Linked DNA regions of Homo sapiens: region 2 is linked to region 1. A link is a loop called in an ENCODE intact Hi-C map of the cell type or tissue named here. Cell type or tissue: heart right ventricle. All regions are shown on one strand. Each heading gives the region's core, and the rest is flanking DNA. Links, peaks and the distances in the headings are about the cores only. Region 1 overlaps MRTFA (myocardin related transcription factor A). Region 2 overlaps MRTFA (myocardin related transcription factor A).

The links. A loop is a pair of places that touch in the nucleus more often than their neighbours do. Peaks named below come from ENCODE experiments on the same cell type or tissue, not always from the same donor. Only the 100,000 strongest peaks of a DNase experiment are listed, where the experiment ranks them.
Region 2: a loop joins it to region 1, with 2.0 times the contacts of the local background. A loop is called at or near these places in 7 of 110 quality-filtered maps.

What each region holds. Positions count from the first base shown.
Region 1 is chr22:40,504,745-40,514,722 of GRCh38, reverse strand. All of the region lies in intron 3 of MRTFA (myocardin related transcription factor A), which reads left to right. Among named protein-coding and RNA genes, the nearest start is that of MRTFA-AS1, 12 kb to the left of the region's middle. RefSeq lists an enhancer at 3,594-4,138. In heart right ventricle, for the core only: no CTCF peak of the experiment used is centred there; a DNase peak (open chromatin) is centred at 4,795; H3K27ac peaks cover 6,673 bases.
Region 2 is chr22:40,589,475-40,599,452 of GRCh38, reverse strand. It overlaps MRTFA (myocardin related transcription factor A), which reads left to right. Exons shown (of 15, transcript NM_020831.6): 2 at 4,718-4,779. Among named protein-coding and RNA genes, the nearest start is that of MRTFA, 42 kb to the left of the region's middle. RefSeq lists enhancers at 4,879-5,088, 5,669-5,868 and a silencer at 5,714-6,008. In heart right ventricle, for the core only: no CTCF peak of the experiment used is centred there; no DNase peak of the experiment used is centred there; H3K27ac peaks cover 798 bases.

The DNA.
Region 1 (9,978 bases), core at 768-8,767:
GGATCACTTGAGGTCAGGAGTTTGAGACCAGCCTGGCTAACATGGTGAAACCCTGTCTCCACTAAAAAAAAACATACAAAAATTACCCGGGCATGGTGGCTTGCATCTATAATCCCAGCCACTCAGGAGGCTGAGGCAGAGAATTGCTTGAACCCGGGAGGTGGAGCTTGCAGTGCACCAAGTTCATGCCATCGCACTCCAGCCTGGGCGACAGAGTGAGACTCTGACTCAAAAAAAAAAAAAAAAAATGTAGGAGGGACATTTTTGTTTTTGGCCATCTGTAACTCCCCCCTCCCCACCATTCATTTTAAGAAACATGATTCTCAATTCTTAGGAAATTATAAAGATATATAAACCACAGTTTTCATATCCACATTCCTGAATGGATACACCTCTCCCCAGAGTTGAATCAGAGGTTTCTCTTTTTAACTTTTATTATTTATTTATTTATTTAATTATGTATTTATTTGTAGAGATGGGATCTTGCTCTGTTGCCCAGGCTGGAGTGCAGTGGCGTGATCTTGGCTCACTGCCAACCTGGGTTCAAGCGATTCTCTTGCCTCAGCCTCCCGAGTACATGGGACTGCAGGTACATGCCACCATGTCTGGCTAATTTTTTTGTATTTTTTAGTAGAGATTGGGTTTTGCCGTATTAGCCAGTCTGTTCTCTATCTCTTCACCTCACTCAGGTGATCTGCCTGCCTCGGCCTCCCAAAGTGTTGGGATTACAGGTGTGAGCCACCGTGCCCGGCCTCTTTTTAACTTAAAAAAAAAAAATTATTACTTTAACTAGAGACAGGCTCTCACTATGTTGCCCAGGCTGGTCTCAAACTCCTGGCTCAAGTGATTCTTCTGCCTCAGCCTCCCAAAAATGCTAGGATTACAAATGTGAGCCATCACGCCCAGCCCAAAAGTTGTCTCTTATTAAGGAGCTAGCACATATTTAAAAGCACTACATATTTTGCCTTACTGATTAGTGATTTTATTTTTTTATTAATGTACTTAGTTTTGTTCAGGATTTGGAGATCATTGTGGCATATTTAAGTCAAAGGACTCATTTTTTTTTTTAAATGGCAAGCATTTTGTCTTTTCCTTTTCTTTTTCTTTTTTTTTTTTTTTTGAGATGGAGTCTTCGCTCTTGTTGCCCAGGCTGCAGTGCAATGGTGTGATCTTGGCTCACTGCAACCTCTGCCTCCTGGGTTTAAGTGATTCTCCTGCCTTAGCCTCCCAAATAGCTGGGATTACAGGCACACACCACCATGCCCAGCTAATTTTTGTATTTTTAGTAGAGATGGGGTTTCACCATGTTGGCCAGGCTGGTCTCGAACTCCTGATCTCAGGTCATCCACCCGCCTTGGCCTCCTAAAGTGGTGGGATTACAGGCGTGAGCCACCGTGCCAGGCCTGCAAGAAGTTTAACAGCTCAAACTCAAACCAAGAGTGTTAGTGTTTTAATATTTCTGCTTCTTGTCCGTTAATTCTTACCTCCTGCATCTCAGAATACTTCTAAGGTTTCTAAGATTGACACTTTTTGTGAGAGATTTGGTACTCCTGAACACTTTTGGCTTAGACTACTCAGTTTCAAAAATTGTTTTCATAAGCTCATCAGATGGCTTTAAACTTGGTGTGGTGGTAGTGGGATGAAAGTGCCACAAACAGACTCACTCCTTGTAAAACTTTCCTTTCTTCTAATTATTTTGTTACTTTAAGCTTTCTAAATTGTCTGTGTTACCTAGAAATTTCTTTTCATAGCAAAATAGTTACATAAAATAAAATTTAGAGAATTTATAGTTTAACAAATGTTCATAACTAATCATGATAAAGATGGATCAGTTAAAGTTTACAAATTACTTTTAAGATGCACATTGCGAAGTGGTGGTGTTATGGGTATGAATTTCTTAGCTTTTCAGGATGTCATCCTTTTAGCCCTGTAGCTAAAACTCAAGAGGCTACATGTTCAACCATAAAACATTAGCCTCTGCCAACATTACATCAGCTCCACAAAACCTCACTGGCTAATTATCCCTTGGGACTAGGACATGGATTTGGCAGCTTGTGAAAGCTGCTTTTTCCAATTTCTCCCTTACTGGCTGTGACATATCCCAAAGGAATGAAGTTGAGAAATAATCATCTTTCGAAAGCTCTCAACCTCTCATTCCCACAGTGGTTCTCATGGTTAGGGATAGATGATCCTTTCTTCCACTTGAGGAATCCCTTTAGCTTATGATGTATTCTTTCAGTAGTAACCAAGGTACCCTGAGTGGAAGGATGATGGCAAGGATCCTCATTAGGTATGTTTCTAGGTGATTGTCTATAAGGAATTTAATGCTTCTGTTAGGATCTTCTTTATATTACCAAAATTGAAGAAGCTGGAAGACCAGCATTGGGACCCATGTGTGGTTATCATCTGTGTCCATTGACATTTGCTGTAAGAATTAGTATTGCTCATTTAACATCTCCTTTTGATGAGCACCTGTAAAACAACTTTTTTGAGGACACTCTTGGATAGCAAAAAGAACTGTATGATCTTAATCTCTTTTAGCCTCAGTTTATTTATCCTAAAATAAAGATATGGTACTTGGCCTTATTTTCCTCACAAGGGACCGTAAGGATGGAAGGAGATGACACATATGAACTAATTTCATAGTGACCTACTAGTCACCCTATATAGTGGGCCCATTCTAGGCCTCATCTCACCTGTTCTATGTTCCCTCCTCGTTCTGTACTACTCAGGATTTTTCACATAATCTTGGTTCACCTAAGCATAAAATAAATATATTGGAAAAGTATTGGATAGTGCACAGCCTTAAAAGGAAGGCTGGATAACACAGTTCAGAAAATGAGCAGAAACTGAGTGAGGCAAGACATAGTAAAGACCATGTAATGGGATCAGTTGGCTGAGGACTCTCTCTAGCACTGCTTGCTGGACCTTCTCTGCCACTGCTGCTGGCCTGGTCTCCCATGAACATCTGTTACTACTGGCACTGCCACCAGTAGGCACTTGCCACAGTGCCATGAATAATTTCTGATTATATTTTCCACCTTTGTGTTATTCTTTCAATATTCAAAGATCTACATAGGAGGATCTGATTGACTTGGGTTATATATTTGTGAACTAGATGCCAGGGAACAGAGAGAGGGAATTTCTGTTACTGTCAGTTCCTGTAGTGGGAAAAGGTGACTGCCTTTCCCCGTCTTAGAATTTCCTCCAAATAGGAAAGGTATTCACATGTGATACGTGTATATGTATCTATATCCCTGACCTGTTTACTGAGTTCTAGATTCAGTTAATCCACTAATTCTTCCCACCTGGACATCTAAATGACTAGTGTGCACTTAAAACTGATATCGCCATTCTCAGTGACTACTCCCAACCTGCATTCCCTAATTTATAGTGCCAGTTGCCCTAGCCAGAAAATTAGGAGTCAGTCTCAATTCCTCCTTTCTTGTTGTACTTGTCATATCTATTTGACTTGTGAGTTCTCTAGATTTTACCTCTACCTTGACTTCTTATATTTTGTCTCTCTGCCCTATATCATATTGTCAGCATTTTTCTCTGTGGTTTCAGGGGACTTGTTATTGGGCTCCCTGGCTATAGTTCAACTCTCCTCCAATCTGTCCATTCAGCTGCCAAGATACTTTCGCTAACTACCAATTCTAATCATTTTCTTTCTCCTGCTCAGAATTCTTCCATTTCTTGTGGGGTAAAACTTAAGCTATTTTATTTGTCTGGTCTCTGACTATGTGGTTATCTCATATCACTTCCAAACTCACAGTCCCCAGCAGTACTGACCAGCTTTTGGTTCCCAGAACACTTCGTGCTTTTTTTAAAAAAAGCACATATATTCCTTTGCATATAACCGTTAGTCTTTCTGCTTGCCAGCCTTCTGGCCTCACTTCAAGGGCTGTCTCTTCTGAGATGTGTGCTGTCTTTGATTCCCCCAGAAACTTCGGTGCCCCTTCTGCTGTGCTCTCCTTATGTTTACTGCATACCACCAAAGACTGATTGTTTGCTGCATTTTCATTCCTAGCAGGTCTCATTGTTAGAAGTATGGCCCCTTTAAAGCAGGGGTGGTATCCAATTTCTGTATTGCCAGTTCCTAACACATAGCAGGTACATAATAATTTTTATTTAATGATTCAGTGAAAGCACTTTGAGAAGTAAAGCACTGTACACATGATATTTTCATCACTGGCATTTTCTTGTAAGCATTTAGGACCTTTTGAACTCTAAAATTCTGTTTTGTATTAATCTGTTTCTGGAGAACATTTCGGGTTTTATTTCAATCAATTATTTATCTGCAGGTGGCCAGAGGTTCAAGAACCCTACCAGCCCCTCACATGAGCTTGCCTTCTTTGTGATCAGCCTTATATATTCCTTCACCGAGAAGTTGCTTAAATGTACTTTCCTTTAGTTTTCCCGGCCTCTCACCTAATGTACATTTTAATCCTGAATCATGATTTGCTTAATGTGTGACACCATTCCTTACCCCCAGCCACTAATTCAATCACTTTACTTTAGTTGTCCTAGTTATTGTAAATTATACAGTGGCTGGGACCTTACACTGTATTGGTACTCCAGAGACTATCTAGAGAATCTGGAGACATATCTGTCAATTTGACTGGATTGCTGGTTCTGCAATTCTTTTTCTCTCATCCCACAGCTCTCATTTGGGTTCTGTACTCCCACTGGGGGCCTTGGCAGAGCAAACAGTATTAACTTCACTTTTTTTTTTTTTTTAAAGTACTTGGCTGCTGTTTCTTGATTTACTGCAGTGGGAAGAATACGTTTTGATTTTTTTTTTTTTTCTTGTTCCTCCCTCTGAGGGAGCCTGCGTCATTGAGAAATGTTTAACCTCATGGCCTTGCACTGGGGCTGGAAATTTGCCTAAGGGAACTTGAAGTTGGCAGTATTTTTTCTCAAATTCCTCCTTATGAGGAGGGGGATTTCAGCAAGACCTGCCCAAACAGGAAGATGTTGGGAAATTTTTAGTAGCAAAGCTGTTGCCATTAGATTACTGAAAGTATTTGAAGAGTTTTCTGGAGATAAACTTAGGTATTTTGAATTTCCACTAGGAGAAAGCAGTAGCTTCTATCAGGTATAAACAAAAATTCAGGCCGAGAAACTTAGCTTTTCAGTTGTGTGGTATGTTGTTATCAGAAAACTTTGACCAGCTGGATGAGAAAGAGAAGCTCACCAGAAAGTTTAGAAACTCTCACTTAGGGAAAATAGCCTTAGGCTGAGGCAAACCTCTTTCGGCTATGGGGAGAATTTGGCTTTTTATCAATCCTGGATTATCCTAAGAGTAGGTCATAACAGGGATATTTTTGACAAATCTTTCTTTCAAATACTTAATGATATTGGCATTATATTCTGTGTACAAAATACTTAGTTGACACAAACAAGATATTTGCCCAGTAAGAGTTAGAATGGATGATCTTTTGTGCCCAAAAGTGATTTCCCTAATAGGGGAAGGTGTGAACCAGGAAATATTTAGAATGTGACCACCTCTGCTTATTTTAATCTTTGTATCACAGATGAGGAAAAGTTGTATAGTTGTTTGCCAGTATGAAATGATAAGCTGAGCAGGCACTGGACCCTGGCAAAGGAAGAATTGTATAGTTAAACAATTTGTGGCAGCTTTGTGACTTCCTCGAAAATTGGAAATAATTACTCAGTACTAAATACAAATACAAGCATTCCTGCCCACTCTAAAAGATACTGTCTACCATCTTTTCTTTCTGTGCAATGTATTTTCTGCTGTTAGCATGGATGTTTGAGGGTTGAGCTGTTGATACCAGCACCTTGTTAAAAGCTACCGTGAACACAAAGCATATGATAATCTTAGAAACCAAGTTCTTTTTTTTTTTTTTTTGGTAGAGGCAGAGTCTCGCTATGTTGCCCAGGCTGGTCCTGAGCTCAAGTGATTCTCCTGTTTTGGCCTCCAAAATTGTTGGGATTACAGGTGTGAGCCACCATGCCCAGCCAGAAGCCAGACTCTTACTTTGCAAAAAAAAAAGTACCCTCAAACCACAGTTACAATGGAAAGAACATATTACTAACATTCTTCCACCTTAAAGAAACTTCCAATTGAGAGACAACCTCAACTGTGAGGCCAAAGATTTCAGTATGAACAGAATACATTATATCCATAGAAAGTGGTAATGAGTCTAAATGAATCCTTTTTTTTTTTTTTTTTTTTTTTTTTTGAGAGACGGAGTCTGTCTCTGTTGCCCAGGCCGGAGTGCACTGGCATGATCTCAGCTCACTGCAACCTCTGCTTCCCGAGTTCAAACAATTCTCCTGCCTCAGCCTCCTGAGTAGCTGAAATTACAGGCATGCACCACCACGCCCAGCTAGTTTTTTTGTACTTTTAATAGACGTGGGGTTTCACCATGTCGGTCAGGCTGGTCTTGAACTCCTGACCTCAAATGATCTGCCCGCCTCGGCCTCCCAAAGTGCTGGAATTACAGGCATGAGCCACTGTGCCCAGCACGTAAATAAATCTTATTGGGAATAGACAAACACATTTTTTCACATCCTATCAGCATCTGTGATTTATTTGAATTTTTGTTGTTTACTTAATCAAATTGGGGACGAATCTAATTGTCTTCAATTGCTGCTAGGAGAAACTTATGTTTCCCTAGAAGCCACTGTGCTAATCTTAGTAACAGCACCTGTGCCCAGGTACTGTTCTACGTACTTTATATATAAATCAACTCCTTTTTTTTTTTTTTTTTTTTTTTTTTTGAGGTGGAGTCTTGCTCTCTCTTGCTCTGTTTCCCAGGCTGGAGTGCAGTGGCTTGATCTCGGCTCACTGCAACCTCTGCCTCCCGGGTTCAAGCAATTCTCATTCCTCAGCCTTCCTGGTAGCTGGGACTACAGGTGTGTGTCACCATGCCTGGATAATTTTTGTATTTTTAGTAGAGACGGGGTTTCGCCATGTTGGTCAGGCTGGTCTCTAATTCCTGACCTCGTGATCCACCCACCTTGGCCTAAGGTGCTGGGATTACAAGCGTGAGCAACTGCATCTGGCCTAAATCAACTTCTTTAGTCCTTGAAATAACCCAGTGGTTCTTAATCTAGGACAATTTTTTTTTTTCTTTCAGAGAGGGCCTTGCTCTGTCACACAGGTGGGAGTGCAGTGGCACCGTCATAGCTCACTGCAGCCTTGACAGGCTCAAGTGATCCCCCCACCTCAGCCTCTCTAATAGCTAGGACTGCAGGCACCCTTCTAATTTTTTGTATTCTTTTTAGAGACAGGATTTTGCCATGTTACCCAGGCTGGTCTCGAACTCCTGGGCTTAAGTGAGCCCTGGCGCCCAGCTGGGAAGTTTGTTTGTTTCTTTTTTTTTTCTTTTTGACATAGGGTCTCACTCTGTCACCCAGGCTGGAGTGCAGTGGTGCAATCACTGCTCACTGCAGCCTCGAACTCTCAGGCTCAAGTAATTATCCTGCCTCAGCCTCTGAAGTAGCTGGGACTGCAGATGCATGCCACCACGCCTGGCTAATTTTTTGTATTTTTTGTAGAGATGGGGTTTTGCCTTGTTGCCCAGGTTGGTCTCAAATTCCTGCACTGAAGTGATCCACTTGCCTGGTCTCCCAAATTGCTGGTTTTACACGTTTGAACCACCATGCCTGGCCAAAGGAGAAGTTTCTAAGATTGTAGTATGCTTCTCTTGGGGCATAGCAGCTTTTAACAAGGTGCCATTGGAGACCGTAATGTATCCTAGTCAGAATTCACCAACCATAATAAGCAGAATCAGCATTTCTTATATGTGGTCATTGAAGAATTAAAATAATGGTGTATTCAGCAATATTTCATTGACATATTTTATAGAGCACTTTTTGTGTGTCACATGTGCTTGCTGGTAGCTAGTACACTCGGTTAGCTGTTTGCTAATAGTATTATGCTACTATATTTTTAAACTCTCCTTAAACAGTGAAAATGGTGATAAATGGGGGTCATTAGTTTTAGAGACATGGTATATAGAAAAACAGTAGTTGATAAATGCAGCAGTCAGAATGAGCTAGTTGAATAAAGTCATGATTCATCACCCCCCCATTTAGAGAATTATTATTTGCCTAAGATTCTTAACAAGTAGGTTGGAATAAGTCCCTGAACATCCAACCTCGTTGGGCACTGAAGAAGCCACATCTCCTTCAAATGCCAGTGAGACGTAGATTGTAAGATATTGGGGATAAATACCACAGTTTCTTAATAGTAAAGAGCTGGGTGTTCAGTTCCCATTAATATGTAAATATTGCATAAAACTGAGTTATGCTGGGAAGTATAAGTGTGCATCTGTGCACAATCTTATTTTCTAGACTACTTGGCAAATTACCTTACTGCAGAGATCATTTTTGTGGGGAAGTTCACTACAGTGGGAAGCAGATCACATTCAAGAAGGGATTATATTTTATATACTATATTTTATCAAAGAATTGGTGTCATAATGCACTTTATTTATTTTTTTTTGAGATAAGAGTCTCGCTCTGTCGCCCAGGCTGGAGTGGCTGGAGTGCAGTGGCACAATCTCGGCTCACTGCAAGCTCCGCCTCCCGGGTTCACACCATTCTCCTGCCTCAGCCTCCCAAGTAGCTGGGACTATAGGCGCCCGCTACCATGCCCGGCTGATTTTTTTGTATTTTTAGTAGAGACAGGGTTTCACCGTGTTAGCCAGGATGGTCTCGATCTTCTGACCTGTTGATCCACCTGCCTTGGCCTCCCAAAGTGCCTGGATTACAGGTGTGAGCCACCGCGCCTGGCCAATGCACTTTAATAATATAATCTATGTTATATCTACTTTTTCTTTATAATTGTCTTAGTTCATTTTGTGCTGCTGCAACAGAATACCTGACACTGGGTAATTTATTAAGAACAGAAATTTATCTCTCATAGTTCTAGAGGCTGAGAAGTCCTAAGATCAAGGAACCAGCAGGTTTGGTTGTCTTGTGAGGGCTGCATCCTCTGCAGGGGAAGAAGAACGCTGTGTCCTCATATGGCATAAGGCAGAAGGGCAAGCCACCCGAAAGCTGTGTGAAGCCTCTTTAATAAGGGCTTTAATCCCATTCATGAGGGAGGTTCCCTCATAGCCTAATCATCTTTTAAAGGCCTCACCTCCTAATACTATCACGTTGACAACTCCTGAATTTTGGAGGGGACATATTCAAACCATGGCATTACTTATTGAACAGTAAGATTAGCTACCATGTATTGACTACTTCTCTTGTATCGGGCACTTTAAGTAGTTATGTCATTTAACTCCAATAGCAATTCTTTAAGATAAGTAAAATTTTACTTTGCAAGAAACTGGAACCTAGCTGATAAATGCTGAAGTTAGAGTTTAAACCCTTGACCTCAAAACACCTGACTATTAAGCCATGTAGTCTCTTGATTAGATACAGTATGAGAGAGGATGGATAAGACTCATAGATAATTTTTTAACTTCATTTTGACATAAATGTCGATCCCTACAGTCTAGATGTTATCGTTAGCAGGGGCTAATTTTGAGTTTGAGGTCTTTCCATTTCCCTTTGCCTGAAAGTTGGCAATGATGATAAATTACTAAGAATTCAGTAATTTGTGAGCATCTGTTGAAAGACAGTGGACTAGATGCTGTGAGTATCTGATAATGTTTATTGAGTATCCATTGCATAGAGCTCTGTTTTATTTTGTGGCCAAAAAAAGTAAACAACATGGCTAATCCTTTTCCTCAAAGAGCTTAGCATTCGGTTGGGGATAGATATAGTCATTATGCTACAAAATAAGAGGAAACTTTATCCTGAAGGTACAGCAAGTAGAGGATCAGCTTTTTGAGAAGGTTTCTTAGAATAGGTAAGTTTTAAGCCATGTTTGTAAGATGATGGACATGAAGGGGTGGCGGGACTGAGTTTCCTCAAAGATACTATATCCAGAGAATTCATTCCAATTTGGAATGTTTCATAATTTAAAAAAGAGTGGCATGGCCTTTGTCA
Region 2 (9,978 bases), core at 1,424-9,423, 84 kb before region 1:
AGATTGTAAAAATTATTCTCATCCCCTTTGGAATGTAAGGAAATCTTTTAAAAGCTAAATTTCCACTGGAGAGTCTATGTGCGTATGTATTGAGCCAAAAGTATTGAAAATAATTGCTATAGTTTTCTAATGCCCAAGTTTTTTTTGTTTGTTTGAGACGGAGTTTCGTTCTTGTTGCCCAGGCTGAAGTGCAATGGCCCGATCTCGGCTCACTGCAACCTCCGCCTCCTGGGTTCAAGCGATTCTCCTGCCTCAGCCTCCTGAGTAGCTGGGATTACAGGCATGCACCACTATGCCCAGCTAATTTTTCTATTTTTAGTAGAGATGGGGTTTCTCCATGTTGGCCAGGCTAGTCTCGAACTCCCAACCTCAGGTGATCAGCCCGCCCCGGCCCCCCAAGGTTCTGGGATTACAGGTGTGAGCCACCACGCCCAGGTTTTTTTTTTTTTTTTTTTAGATGGAGTTTCCCTCTTGTTGCCCAGGCTGGAGTGCAGTGGCACAATCTTGACTCACCGCAACCTCCAGCCTCTGCCTCCCGGGTTCAAGCAGTTGTCCTGCCTCAGCCTCCCAAGTAGCTGGGATTATAGGCGTGCACTGCCACACCTGGCTATTTTTTTTTTTTTTTTAAAGTAGCGACGGAATTTCTCCATGTTGGTTAGGCTGAACTCCTGACCTCAGGTAATTCGCCCTCCTCAGCTTCCCAAAATACTGGAATTACAGGTGTGAGCCACTGTACCTGGCCTCTAATACCCAAGTTTTTAAGGAACAATATTTCCAATTTTGGGGGGGCACACACATCTAATTTTTAAAATCTTCCCAGTTAGGGAATGGATATTTAAACTTTTCTGTTGTAATTTCAAAAACAGTGTGTTTAGTAGTATGTAGTAGAATAAATACATTGTACTAGTAATCAGATTCTGGCTCATTTTTCTTTTATCAGATCACTGAACTCTTGTGCTGTAGTTCCCCAACTGAAAATGAAAATACTGGATGTGTTAGTTTCTGAGGTTCTTGTTATAAAAGTGTAGTTATTCTAGGTTTTATTGGCATTTCTCTAATGCTGATAAAAGATTAAGATAATTTTGCTTGTAATACTATTCATATAAAAATAGAATTCATTTCAATATAAAATGAGTTAGACTTGGATTCTAAAGGGGCTTAGTCAGTGAATGACTAAAACAACCTTTATATAAGATGGTCTCATGTAGCAATCAATTTCAAGATCCATTCTCTAGGAGGCTGGGGAGGGGCGGGGGAGGGAAACAACCACCAAAAAATAACATTGTCTGACAACTTTGAGCTAAAATCCAGGATCTTAATTTGAGATTAATGTAAGAAATCTGTCAGGTATTTTTAAAAAGTAACTCATCACTATTTAGGAGTTGACTTTTTCTGTTGTAGCTTTCATTGAAGGACTATTGTTTTAGTCATTCTCTCCTAAATTCCTTTTCCTGAGACTAAAAGATTGAGCTCATACCTTTGCATAACGATCTGGAGAGTATTTTAAACTTGGCATGTTCAAACCTGGCAGACTCGATTAATATGTGGACAAACTAGCACATTAGAACATTTTTTAAGTTCCAAGCCATAAATGTTTTAAATGAACATGGGCATGTATAAAATTAATACTTAAGCCTTCAAATAGCACAGACTTTCAAAATGCCTGTTGCCTTGGGTGACTGATTTTCAGTGAGGCTCTCGCTTACCCTACACATTTCTTCCTCTGCGTGAAGCAGTGCCAGGCACAGAGTCAGGAGAGGGTTTGCTCCTTTGGCGCTCTACTACCCTCTGCTTTCGGCAGAGAAAAGGCTGCTGTTTTACTTCTTAAACTCCTACCATATGGAAAGCTTCTAAAAATAAACTTTGGATTTGTATTGGACTTCTAAATTTGTAACCTTCTTTATCCATGACTAAAGCCAATGTAAATACCTTTAGCTACTCTACATACAAAGCTGTGGCACCGTTTTAGTAAGAAAGATCACCAACCATAATATTTAAATTATCAACTGAATTAGTTTACCTTTCATTTATGTCTTAGTTGGCATGGATAAGGACCTGGTTGTGTTGTCAAGCAAAAACTAGTTGGTGGTTTTTAGTGAATCCACTTTAATTTTTTGTTCATGAATTGTTGGTGTAATTACGTAGCAGACGTATTCGTGAGAATGTAGAAGTACACTAGCTTTTGACACAACAGATTGTTTAAATGGATCGTTATTCACTTTGTAAATTCTGGTCAGTTGGGCCTTCTATCAGCAAGTATATAATGAGCACCTGTTACTTGCCAGGCACTGCTAGGTCTTGCGAGATACAAAGTTGTATAAAAGATGATTCTTGTTCAGACAAGTAAGAGAGAAAGGAAGAAGAAAACCTGGGGACAACCAAATGTTTTAACTGTGTTAACAGAGAAATAGATGCTATGAGAGCATGAGAGCATGGAGGAGAGATGAGTAGAGTAATAGTTGGCTTTTTTTTTTTGAGACAGAGTCTCACTCTGTTGCCTAGGCTGCTGGAGTGCAGTGGTGTGATCTCGGCTCATTGCAACCTCCACCTCCCAGGTTCAAGTGATTCTCATGCCTCAGCCTCCCGAGTAGCTGGGATTACAGGTGTGTACCACCACTCCGAGCTATTTTTTTGTTGTTGTTGTTTTTGAGATGGAGTCTCGCTCTGTTACCCAGGCTAGAGTGCAGCAGTGTGATCTTGGCTCACTGCAGCTTCTGCCTCTCGGGTTCAAGGATTCTTGTGCGTCATCCTCCGAGTACCTGGGACTACAGGTACGTGCCACCACGCCCAGCTAATTTTTGTATTTTGTATTTAGTACAGACAGGGTTTCACCATGTTGGCCAGGCTGTTCTTGAACTCCTGACCTCAAGTGATCCGCCCGCCTTGGCCTCCCAAAGTGCTGGGATTACAGGCGTGAGTCACTGCGCCCAGCCTAATTTTTGCATTTTTAGTAGAGATGGGGCCAGGCTGGTCTTGAACTCCTGGCCTCAAGTGATCCTCCCACCCTGGCCTCCCGAAGTGCTGGCCTTTTCATAGGTGTTCAGTTTGAGGGTATATGTAACCATATCTGTTGAGGTGGACTGCTTAAAAACCACAATTCATTTATTTAATTGGGAATTGTTTCTCTCCCCTCCTTTTTTGATAACAGTCAAACCTCTAAATTTATTTTCTTTTATCTTTCTTTCTTCTTCCAACTGAGCTACGGCACTCAGCCTCAGTTGTATCTTAAATAATAAAAATTATTTACAACAGAGGCTATTTTTTTTTGAGTGCCAGGATTAATGTTACCCGCCAGGGAAAAGAGAACATTCTAGGTAGTAGGAGAAACAGTAGAACTATCAAAGACAGTATGTTCTAGGAGGAAGTTTGGTGTGGGTAATGGGGAGGAGGAGGGACATTAGTGGCCAGAGAGCAAAGGCTTGTGAGACTGGGTGGGATCAGATTATGAAAGGCTTCAGGGCCAGGGAGATGGGAGAATTATGTGATCCCAGGAGGTTGAGGCTGCAGTGAGCTGTGATCATGCCACTGCACTCTAGCCTGGGCAACAGAGTGAGACCTTATCTCAAAAAAAAAAAAAAAAAAAAAAAAAGACTTTAGATATACCATTGATTCTGTCTCTGTTATGTCTTTGTTCTCTTTTCCTTGCCTGGAAAGACTTTCTCCACTCTTTGCTGATCTAACTTATTTTTAAAGGTCCAGCTTTAGAGCATCTCTTACGTAAAGCCTTCCTCTCTTTTCCCCAGAGCTTGCTGATTTTTTACTGTGAATGATTGCACAAAGAGGCTGTATTATGCCTCATAATAAGGACTTCCATTTCTTGAACTGTTTTTGTTTTGTCTTATCTGTCCAGTTAGTTTCTCAACTCCTTAAGGGAAGAGAATGAATCCTCTTCAGCACCTGGTATTAGTGCTCATCACATTGTGAGGACTCAAGAAGTAAATGATGAATGTAGAACACTTATACATACAAACCATTATGATAACCCACCTACGGTGGTAGAGATTGCCTATGTTTATTTAAAAGGCATTTCTCGGCCGGGCGCGGTGGCTCACACCTGTAATCCCAGCACTTTGGGAGGCTGAGGCAGGTGGATCACGAGGTCAGGAGATCGAGACCATCCTGGCCAACATGGTGAAACCCCGTCTCCACTAAAATACAAAAAAAAATAGCCCGACGTAATGGTGCACACCTGTAGTCCCAGCCTACTTGGGAGTCTGAGGCAGGGGAATTGCTTCAACCTGGGAGTCGGAGGTTGCAGTGAGCTGAGATTGCGCCATTGCATTCCAGCCCGGCGACAGAGCGAGACTCCTTGTCCAAAAAAAAAAAAAAAAAAAAAGGCATTTATCAACACCAATAAGAGCAGTTTTCAGAGGTATAGGACAATTGTCATTTGGATATAAGGATATAAAATGAGTTAATAAAAACACTTGTCTCATAGAGTTGTTGTGAGAATTAGTTTTAATATTTAAGTACTTGCAACAGTATCTAGCATATAGGAAGTGCCCAATCAGTGTTACCTATTATTTAACTCCACTTACATGGGCCTTTTTTTTTTTTTTTTTTTTAACCAGTGACAGAACTCTTAACACTGTTGTGTGCATGGAGAGGATTGAAAGGAGATAAGAAACAGCTTCTTACCTTTGAAACCAAACGCCTTTTAGGAATGGGAAGAACTGTTTATATTGCATGAACTTTTATTTTTCTGTTTGTGTTGTAGTGATCGGAGGGTATGGTTGGCATGGAATTGAATTTCATCTGTCTGTGGGAATTGTAAGCAAGGTAGGTCCCAGATTTATTTACTCTTCCCTCCCTCCTTTCCTAATGTGGTCGTTAGTATCTTCAATTGTACTGACCTAGAATAGATCAGATTTGACTATTGTTTGGGGAAACATTATCTTTTTCAGTCTCACTCATCGTGCCTCCTGATGGTCTGTCCTGTGGTTTAATGTTGTGGACTACATCTAGTATCTCATTAGAATGTAGAGAATGCTAAGAAACAACATAACCAATGTAAAATTTTGGTGGTCCTAGAACAGAACCATGAATTTACACATGTACCCACCCACACATACCCCTACCTCTTTAATCCAGTCCTTGAGGGCAGAAGTTTTTGTGTTGGAGCCATTATGTAAACCAATTTAGGGTGGTGGGTAATGGTAGGCTAGCTTATTCTGATCACTCTAAAAATCAGTAGCCTGTGTGAATGGTAGACTAAATGCAACAAAGGACCTGACTAGACAGTAGCCAGGCCATTACTGGCAACTGTAAATTTTGTTACTGATGACAGGATCTGTCCATCTGTAACCACTAGAGTTTGATTTGACACAACATGCTTTGTTCCTATCTTAAGCTCCTGGGCCTGAACAAAAGTACACCAGATAGAGCTTTGGCTTATGTATCTGTCTTATGTCAGGTGCCTGCAAAAAGAGCTATAGATGGCAGTTCACGCAGCTCTGCAAAACTATTTCTGTCAGAATATTTCCTGTCAAGGTAAAGGCTACTGCTAGTTCATGTAGTTCTAGTTTTCTACCACCATAAGTATGTTGAGATTCCCGTTGCTTATTGGTACAGGAGACCTGGCTCAGTTGCAGAGTAAACTTGACAGTCAAAACGGAACTCCCCAACCAGGAATCCTGTAAACTTGTGTGTGGGGTTCTATGGGTTGATGTCAGTCTGGACTCTTGCTGCATCTACACTTAGCACAGGTTCTTGAGACTGGCTTTCTCTCAGTCACAAAGAAGAGATTAGTACATTGCTACAGGGAAAAACAGTGTAGCCACTTCCTATAGCAGAAGGAACATGGCCTTGGAATTGACGCTGCTGTCTAGGAAGGAGGAGGAGACGGTAGATTAAAGTTAAACTTCTGTAAATGAATCCTTTGTCATCATCTAGTGGTCTGAATTTTCTGGGTGTGATCTGTGTGGTCAGTAAATTATCTTTTTTCTATTGTTCTACTTTTATATTGGGGTAATAAACTATTCCATGGAAATACTGTGTGATAAAATTAATGGAAAGTAAAGAAAGGTACCAACTTTTATTGAATTCCTGCTGGAGTTAGGCATTGTACTGTAAATTTTCATGTATGTTCTTTTACTGAAATATATCAAGTTCATTGATATTACAGCTTTTCAAGTCTAGGTGAATAATATTGTGACTCAGTGTCTTGAACTATTTATAATAGCCATTTAGAGGAAATAGAATTTTGTAGTGTTTTATGTTACTTCATTTGTTTTCTGGAGAAGGAAAGAATAATTATATGAGTTAATTTTTTTCTTTTTTTGGGGGCTTGCTACTGATTAGCCAAAGGCAGGGTGGAGACTGGCGGGTTTGAAATTAGAGACACCTGTGCTGTTTTGGGAAGTTGAGGCTCTTGACCTAGGATTTGCTGAAGTTGGTGCAGGAGAGGTCAGTGTAGGTTAATATTTTCAGAGCTCAAAGCAAGTGTGGATTGGGGTTGTTTATAGGTGCAGTTTTGCTTGATCTCTGTATCTGCAAATGGAGTAAAAAAGTACAGTACTGCTGTTTTGGGAAACTTCTGCAAAAGTCCCTGAGCCAATGCAAATTAATTTTCTTCAAAAATACCAAGAAAATTCCCCATTTGGCTGTTTCACCTGGTTGAGGGAATTGACTCTTGTCATTATGCTTGTAAAGAAATTACCAGGCTGGGTGTGGTAGTTCATGCCTGTAATTCCAGCACTTTGGGCGGCTGAGGTGGATGAATTGCTTGAATCCAGGAGTTTGAAACCAGCCTGGGCAACATGGTGAAATCCTGTCTCTACAAAAAACACCAAAAAAAATTAGCCAGGCATGGTGACATGTGCCTGTAGTCCCATTTGCTAGAGAGGCTGAGGTGGGAGGATTGCTTGAGCCTGGGAGGTAGAGGCTGTAGTGAGGTGTGATTGCATCACTGCATTCCAGCCTGGGTGACAGAGTGAGACCCTGTCTCCAAAAAAAAAAAAAGAAAAAAAAAATGTCCACAGATTTTTTTTTTTTTTTAAGTTAAGAGACAGGGTCTTGATTTATTACCCAGGCTGGAGTGCAGTGTGGAACATTTACAGTTCACTGTAGCCTTGACCTCCTGGGTTCGAGTGATCCTTCTGCCTCAGCCTCCGGAGTAGCTAGGACTGCAGGTGTGTGCCACCACGCCTGGCTAATTAAAAAAAATAATTTTTTTTTTTTTTTTTTTGTAGAGACTGAGGTCTCACTGTGTTGTCCGGGTTGGTCTTGAACTCCTGGCCTCAAGTAATTCTCCTACCCCGGCCTCCCAAAGTGTTGGGATTTACAGGCATGAGCCACCATGCCTGGCCCACACATTCTTTTAAAACAATTATAAATTTGATTTTCTGTTTTTAAATTTTCTCTTGAAATTCTTCTCTCATGGGAGATACCATCTCTATGTCTTTCAGTCATGCAGTAATTGGGGGTCAGAATAAATTGTTCAGCTCTTTCCTAGGTGATATGCAATTAAACTGAAGTCTTCCTTCTCCTTTGGACTTGTGCATATATCTATGAAAGAAGAAAATCTGGTTAAGAGCAGCAGAATTACCTGGAGATACTATACTGTCCTTTCAAGGGCTGAAATGGACACATTAACATTTCTTAATCTATGCATTTTTCCATTTTTATTTTTCTGTCTATTGAATGAATTACTGTACTTTTCCTCTTGGCCACTTCCTTTTTATGGTTTAGTGAGATAAACTTAATATAATTTTTCCTTCTTTGTTGAACAAATGTTAGTTCTTTAAAAATAACTTTGAGGTATAATTTATATACTACAGAATTTACCTGTTTGAAGTGTACAGTTTATTTTTAGTAATTTTGTGGAGATGTGCAACCATTACCCCACTCCAGTATTACATTTCCAATACCCCAGAAAGATCCCTTGTAAACACCATTTTTAAACTTCCTTTGAAGTAAGGCGCACATTTTATTAAGTTCTGCATCGGATTTAATCTTCCACTCATGAAGTTTTCCACCACTCTGCGTATTGCACGTCTTCTTTCCTCCTCTTCTTTATATATTAGTTTCTTATTACTGGTCAAACATACCACTCTTTTGTTATTTTTATTACATTTTCTCAACACTTTTTAAAAAGTGTAACCTTGAAAAGAAGGGATTTAGCTTTTATTCAAAGTTATTTTTTTCTTTGAAAGTTGTTATCTTTTTTTTTTTTTTTGAGACGGAGTCTCGCTCTTTTGCCCAGGCCGGAGTGGAAAGTTGTTATTTTATAATGCCTCAGGCCTCTCAGTAAGAGCTCGTTATTATTTCTGGGTTTTCTGTTCACTTCATTTGCTATTTATTTATTTATTTATTTATTTTGAGACGGAGTCTCGCTCTGTCGCCAGGCTGGAGTGCAGTGGCGCGATCTCAGCTCACTGCAGCCTCCACCTCCCAGGTTCAAGCAATTCTCCTGCCTCAGCCTCCTGAGTAGCTGGGACTACAGGCGCGTGCCACCACGCCCGGCTAATTTTTTGTATTTTTTTGGTAGAGACGGGGTTTCACCATGTTGGCCAGGATGGTCTTGATTTCTTGACTTTGTGATCTGCCTGCCTTGGCCTCCTAAAGTGGTGGGGTTACAGCTGTGAGCCACCGTGCCCAGCTGCTATTTATTTATTTTTAAAGGGAATAATTTATTGGTTATTTCTTGTGTGTGTATACAGACTAGGTATTAGCTGATTTGGAGAATTCTGCTCTGTGCATAAGTATTCAGATACTCAGTAAAAGATGTGAATATTGTCATACACTTGAGCTTTTCCTTTTTTTTTTTTTTTTCTTTTTTTGAGACAGAGTCTTGTTCTGTTACACAGGCTGGAGTGCAATGGTGTGATCTTGGCTCACTGCAGCCTCCGCCTCCGCCTCCTGGGTTCAAGCAATTCTCGTGCCTCAGCCTCCTGAGTAACTGGGATTACAGGTGTGTGCCACTATGCCCGACTAATTTTTGTATTTTTAGTAGAGACGGGGTTTCACCATGTTGGCCAGGCTGGTCTCAAACTCCTAACCTCGTGACCCACCCACCTCGACCTCCCAAATTGCTGGGATTACAGGTATGAGCCACCGCGCCCGGCTACACTGGAGCTTTTTAAAGGCTTACCTACCATGTTGGTTTGTCTCATTAATGATGATGTTAAATCTCATCATTGGTTGAGTTCCTGTCTGCCAGATTTATCCATTGTAAACTGTCTTTTCCCCTTAGTGATACATAATCTATACAGCCATACTAATTATTTACTTTTGATATCTCTTGTACAGAAGTGCCATGTAGTTGTCGTAGTAGCAATACATCTTCTTAGAGCAACAAACTAACCTGGCTAACAGTGTTTAAAAATTGAGTATTATGTGGAAGACAGTATGCAAAAAATGCAAAAAAATGAAGTTCAGAATTCATTTAATTTAAGCTTCTTTGTAATGTGAAGTTTTTTTTTTTTTTTTTCGAGACGGAGTCTCGCTCTGTCTCCCAGGCTGGAGTGCAGTGGTACGATCTCAGCTCACTGCAACCTCCGCCTCCCGGGTTCAAGCGATTCTCCTGCCCCAGCCTCCTGAGTAGCTGGGATTACAGGTGTGTGCCACCATGCCTGGCTAATTTTTGTATTTAGAGATGGGGTTTCACCATGTTGGTCAGGCTGGTCTTGAACTTCTGACCTTGTGATTCGCCTGCCTCGGCCTCCCAAAGTGCTGGGATTAAAGGTGTGAGCCACCGTGCCCGGCCTTGTAATATGAATTTTTAAGTGCAGAGTTTAAATACAGTTGCTTAAGAGCCTTGGGACGCAAATTTAGTTTTCCTTGGGTCATAAGGAATTTTTGTTGACAACCTTTTCACAGTTGTACTTTAGTAGACATTATTAGCATGTAGTAGACATTATTAACATTTTTCATAGTTTTCAGACAAGTTCTTTCCTGCTTTTAAAATTCCTTCCTCCAGTCTTCTCATGTATCCCTTGGAACAATACAGCTCTTACTGAGGGGTCTGGAGTTATCTGG